Linked DNA regions of Homo sapiens: region 1 is linked to region 2. A link is an interaction called in ENCODE POLR2A ChIA-PET data of the cell type or tissue named here. Cell type or tissue: A673. All regions are shown on one strand. Each heading gives the region's core, and the rest is flanking DNA. Links, peaks and the distances in the headings are about the cores only. Region 1 overlaps RPL11 (ribosomal protein L11). Region 2 overlaps ELOA-AS1 (ELOA antisense RNA 1).

Region 1 (2,915 bases), core at 119-2,618, 76 kb before region 2:
TAGATTTTTAAATGTTACTTTTAAAAAGAAAAATGGAGATTTGGGAGCAGTAATGGAGGATCCTCAGCACCACTGGAAAATAGGCTGGGTTAGGGGGGTGCTGAAAGTTCCAGCCTCCAAAGCAAACTTACAGTATGGCTGTGTGTTGCGTGGGATGCTGGTGGCAGCTTTGTCAGACACAGATCATGGGTCTTGCTCCAGAATCCATTGGGCTGCCAAGTGACTCTTTGAAGATCTGTCTGTAATGTGTGAGTCTTGTCCATCTGCTCTTGACTCTGAGCTGGCTAGGTGACTGTTGGTTATTCCTGGGACAGGTGCTGGGTAGGCCAGGTTTCAGCATCGCAGACAAGAAGCGCAGGACAGGCTGCATTGGGGCCAAACACAGAATCAGCAAAGAGGAGGCCATGCGCTGGTTCCAGCAGAAGGTAAAGCTGATTTATCTCAAGTGAAGTGGTGGAATGTGATGTTGGTGAATGGAGTTGGGATTTGGGGATGCAAAATATAGTACTATTTGCTGGGTATCTTCTTTAAAGTTAGAATATTGGGCATCTTGACAAATCAGGGGCTTCCAGGGATGATGGTTTAAAAGAACATCCAGAACTAGGCCTTCTCCCTGTCACCATGAATGGGGGTAGATGGAAGGGGAGGAATATGGCTTTTAACAGGAGCCCCCTTTCTCAGATGATAGTGCAGTTCAGCACAGTGTAAAAACCAGCCAGCTTCCTATTTAGTCCAGAAAAGGATGGGATTCAGAGCCCAAGTTCATGTATCAATCAGATGTGAATTCTCAAAAGTTAGCCATTGCTGCAATCTCTGCTGTTGCCTCCTGTTCTGAAAAAATTAAATCTCTTCTCTTTCAGTATGATGGGATCATCCTTCCTGGCAAATAAATTCCCGTTTCTATCCAAAAGAGCAATAAAAAGTTTTCAGTGAAATGTGCAATTCTGTTGTGTGTTCTGTGAAAGGATCCTGGCCATATTCAAGTCCTTGGACCTCAAGCCACTTAAAGCTTCGATGGGAGTAGCTGGTAACAACCCCGTCATCCTCTGATTGGATGCCAGTATTTCCTGGCAGATCCAAGTCCAAGCTTCATAGCATTCATTGCCTGTGCTTGCCACACCTTGGTTGATGTGCTGTGGTGCAGTAGCCCCATTTGGAGGGGAGGGTTTGGTTGATGTTGGGGTTTGAATTTAGAGCCTTGGTTAAGCAGGGTGCAGTGCTCCTGTGTTCCAGGAGGCCCCCTGCTATTCAGTGATTCTGTTCTGTACTAGAAATTTTATCAGCATTGATGCGTCATGAAGGAATGACAGGCTTTGGTGTGATGGTTGAGATTAAATTTAGACTTAACTGTTCAGGCTCAGGTTTCTTTTACAATGAGAGTATAAGGTTCTTGGGAGGCAGTATGTGCAGATAAGAGGGCAGTCTTTCCGTTTCCAGCCCTTTCCTTTAACTGTTACCTCGGGTGAGTTGTTAATCTGCCTCAGTTTCCTTATCTGTATCAGGAGGCAGTAATAGTAGTATCTCTCAGAGGATTAAATGATTTAATACTTAACAAAATGCTCAGACTAGCACCAGCCACGTAGTGCTCAAAAGGGGTTTCATTTTTGTGTTTGGGTATAAGAAATATTACTTCTGCTAGCTTGCTTCCCTTTGGTGCAAAAATGAAAATACTTTCCCTGTGGTGATTGTCTTTTTTTTTTTTTTTTTTTTTTGAGACGAGTCTTGCTCTGTTGCCTGGGCTGGAGTGCAGTGGCGCGATCTCACTGCAAGCTCTGCCTCTGGGTTCACGCCGTTCTCCTGCCTCATCCTCCCGAGTAGCTGGGACTACAGGCGTCTGCCACCACGCCCGGCTGATTTTTTTTATTTAGTAGAGACGGGGTTTCACCGTGTCAGCCAGGAAGGTCTAGATCTTCTGACCTCGTGATCCGCCCGCCTTGGCCTCCCAAAGTGCTGGGATTACAGGTATGAGCCATCGCGCCCGGCCCCTGTAGTGATTTTCTATATCTAACTGAAGTCGATGCTCAAAAGCCGCCATTTTTGTTTGTTTGTTTTTGGTGGTGGTTTTTTTTGAGACAGAGTCTCTTTGTCACCCAGGCTGGAGTGTGCAGTGGCATGATCTCTGCAACCTCCGCCTCCTGGGTTCAAGCAATCCTCCCACCTCGGCGTCCCGAGTAATTAGGATTACAGCCATCCACCACCACGCCCAGCTAGTGTTTTTTTGTAGAGATGGGGTTTCACCATGTTGGCCAGGTTGGTCTTGAACTCACCATCCCAAAGTGTTGGGATTACAGGCGTGAGCCACTGCACCTGGCAAAAGCCATCATTTTTCTGACGCAATACTTGGCCATTGGTTCATCATTTTCAATTTCAGGTTTAAATTTTGGAGCGCATGTTAATTCAGTTAGATAATTTACTAATTTGTGACTAATTAGAGTTCAGTTGTCCTTGGGCCACCCGTTCATTGCTGTTCAGAGGTTCTCAAATTTGCTGCTTTTGTAGGTATTTTGAAACCTGGAAATAGATTATTTGGTGTGCCTCATTTTTAAATGAAAATAAAGTTACCTTATCCTGTAAGATGAGCTCTAGTTGGTGAAAGGGGAGAATCGTGGAACATGTTGCCATATACTTTTTATTTCATTTAAAATATGAGCTTTTCATTTCTCAATCTTTTACTACAGGGCCAGGGCCCCCACCTCAAATGGGGTGAAGGAGTCTCATTCTTAAAATTCATCTTCATGTTTATAGGGGGGAACCATACTTGTTTTTTACTAACTTCTGAATTAAATAACATGCCATAAACATGTTTAAGAACAGATCTGGTGAATGGATAGTTAATTAGTGCTGGGTGTGGAGAACAAATGCTGGTTTCATCTAAGTAAAGCATTTCAGAAATACAAAATGTAGAAAGTCTCTCA
Region 2 (2,915 bases), core at 204-2,703:
ATGGCGTGAACCCGGGAGGCGGAGCTTGCAGTGAGCTGAGATCGCGCCACTGCACTCCAGCCTGGGGGACAGAGCGAGACTCTGCCTCAAAAAAAAAAAAAAAAGAACATAGACTCGGTAGCTCACACCTATAATCCCAGCATTTTGGGAGGCTAACAGGGGCGCATCCTTTGATCCCAGGAGTTTGAGACCAGCCTCGGCAACATGGCAAAACTCCGTCTCTACAAAATATACAAAAATTAGCCAGGCATGGTGATGTGTGCCTGTAGTCCCAGCTACTCAAGAGGCTGAGGCAGGAGGATCACTTAAGCCTGGGGGTGTCAAGGCTGCAGTGAGCTGAGATCACGACACTGCACTCCAGTCTGCGTGGCAGAGCAAGACCTTGTCTCAAAAAATAAATAAATAAAAATAACATGAACTCCCGAGGCTGACTGCCGGGTTCAAATCCTAGCTCTACTACTGACCACCTGTATGAACTTGAGCAAGTAACTCAGCCTCTCTGTGCCCAGTTTTCTCATCTATAAAATGAAGCTAATAATAAAACACCTGCAATTAGGAAAATTAAAAAATAACATTAGTAAAGCCCTCGGGACCCATATGGTTGTTAGCTGCTACAGTATTACTATGCCCTCAGTTCGCCACAAAGAAGCATTCAAAAGTAACAGAAAATAATTAACAGTATCATTTCACCCACCCAATTGAGATAGGAGAGAAGAAAATGGATACAAATTCAGCAATCCTTGAGCTAAGAAAATGTTTACAGCCAGGGGTGGTCGCTCAGGCCTCTAGTCCCAGCAGTTAGGGAGGCTGAGGCCAGCAGATCACTTGAGTCCAGGATTTCGAGACCAGCCTAGGCAATGTGATGAAACTCCATCTCTACAAAAAATACAAAAATTACCTGGGCATGGTGGCATGCACCTGTAGTCCCAGCTACTCAGGAGGCTGAAGTGGGAGGACTGGTTGAGCCCAGGAGGCAGAAGTTGCAGTGAGCCAAGACTGTGCCACTGCACTCCAGCCTGGGTGGCAGAGTGAGACCCTATCTCCAAAAAAAAAAAAAAGTTTATAAATGGAGCAATGGGAAAAAACTTGGATGCTTTTCTTACCTGCCCCAGGGTAGTCCTAGAAATCAGTGAGAATTCCCATTTGTCCTCAGAGATTCCTGCAACATAGGAGTGCAAGAGAGGAGACAGTAAGCAGAGGCACAAGGCATTACTCCCAAATCACAGCTAAGCCACCCTGCAACCCTGGCCGGCTCCTTACAAACCCAGCTCCCTTAGCAACTGCAGTTTCCCATCCAACCAGACGAGGGCGCCGAGCTGACAGTCTTGCTGCTGGCAATAGTGATAGCCGCTGTGAAAGCACAGTAGATGCTCGTCCACTTGTCGAGGAGAATGCTGAATTCTTACCACTTTTGCACCACTGTAAAGTCACAAAGTCATAAGTCGAACCACCATAAACTGGGGATTATCCGCAGTCCCCCCTTATCTGTGGGCGATATGTTCCAAGACCCTCAGGGGATGACTGAAATAGTACTGAACGCTATATATACAGTACTATGCTTTTTTCTATACATACATACCTATGATTACATTTAATTTATAAATTAGGCACGATGAGATTAAACAACTAATAATAAAATGGAACAATTATAGCAATATGATGTAATACAGTTATCAGGCACTGTGCTCATAACTTTTGCAGTTTCATGTGTGGCAGCAAAACTAGCAGGTATTTCTTTTTCCTTCTTCATAATTTCACAGATAGAAGATTCGTTCTTACTACAGATCTTAGCGACCTCAGCACACTTTATTTTTTCTTTCCTTATTATAACTTTTACCTTTTCATTTAAAGAAAGAACTTTATGGCTTCTCTTTGCCATATCCAAATTGCTAGCATGACTACTCTTGCACTTTGGGGCCATTATTAAGTCAAATAAGGGTGACTTGAACACAAGCATTGCAATATCACGGCAGTCGATCCGATAACGAACAGGGCACTTACTTAGTAAGTGACTAACGAACAGGGAGTGTATACAGCGTGGAGGCACTAGACAAAGGGACGATTCAGGTTCCCCAGGTGGACAGAGCGGGACAGCACAAGACTTCATCACGCTACTCAGGACAGCATGCAATTTAAAATTTACAGATGGTTTATTTCTGAAAATTTCCATTTAATATTTTTGGACAGTGGTTGACTGCATGTAACTGAAACCACAGAAAGCAAAACCGAGTCAGGGGCAGGGGAGGGGGGCGGCTACAGTAATAGCCTTTCCCTGTGGACCAGATGTTATACCAAACACTTTCATGTGTTATTTCACATTACTGTCATAGCACTCCACAACATAGGTACTGTTATGATTCCCATTTTATGTAAGACAAATCTGAGGCCTAGAAAAATAAATAAATAAAAAGAAAAAAGAAAAAAATCTGAGACCTAGAGAGGTTAAGCAATTTGCCTAGCAGGCCAAACCTAATATTTGCAGGACAGGAGCAAGAATACAGCTGAATGCATACTTAAAAAGTTATAAATGACCCTAATGAACTATTAAATAAAAGACAATCTATTCTGCTATGTCAATAAATAAACCTTCACAATGACCTGGAAGACCACATTCACATTTTTGGGCCTCTCAGAGTTCTGTACTAGAAGGTGGTGAGAGGCAGAGAACAGGACCCTAGCCCTGCCCCATTCTCTCCATATCTCTAAATCTGTGTGCCTGGAAGGGCCTTGTGTCCACGCATGCAGAGGTCCTAACCTGTGTGCTCACACTTTGTTCTAGGGGTTCTAAATTGAAAAGGTCCCTCAGGTATCCAGCACAATGAATGACAAAAGAGACCAAAGCACAACAAAAATCATCACATTCTAGAATACCAAGAGAAGATCTTAAAAGCTTCCAGAAAACGGGGTGGGGTGGG

What was found. ChIA-PET counts read pairs that join two places held together with the same protein. Peaks named below come from ENCODE experiments on the same cell type or tissue, not always from the same donor. Only the 100,000 strongest peaks of a DNase experiment are listed, where the experiment ranks them.
Region 1: POLR2A ChIA-PET joins it to region 2 with 22 read pairs; 22 of 35 experiments call an interaction of 5 or more read pairs at or near these places.

Annotation. Positions count from the first base shown.
Region 1 is chr1:23,695,484-23,698,398 of GRCh38, forward strand. RPL11 (ribosomal protein L11) reads left to right here. Exons shown (of 6, transcript NM_000975.5): 5 at 315-425; 6 at 861-1,352. The coding sequence ends at 890. Among named protein-coding and RNA genes, the nearest start is that of RPL11, 5.1 kb to the left of the region's middle. RefSeq lists an enhancer at 2,067-2,688. In A673, for the core only: no CTCF peak of the experiment used is centred there; no DNase peak of the experiment used is centred there; H3K27ac peaks cover 525 bases.
Region 2 is chr1:23,771,008-23,773,922 of GRCh38, forward strand. It overlaps ELOA-AS1 (ELOA antisense RNA 1), which reads right to left. Exons shown (of 4, transcript NR_038280.1): 2 at 1,261-1,419; 3 at 1,104-1,159. Among named protein-coding and RNA genes, the nearest start is that of ELOA-AS1, 5.8 kb to the right of the region's middle. RefSeq lists a silencer at 1,832-2,126. In A673, for the core only: a CTCF peak has its summit at 1,303 (motif pointing right); a DNase peak (open chromatin) is centred at 1,294.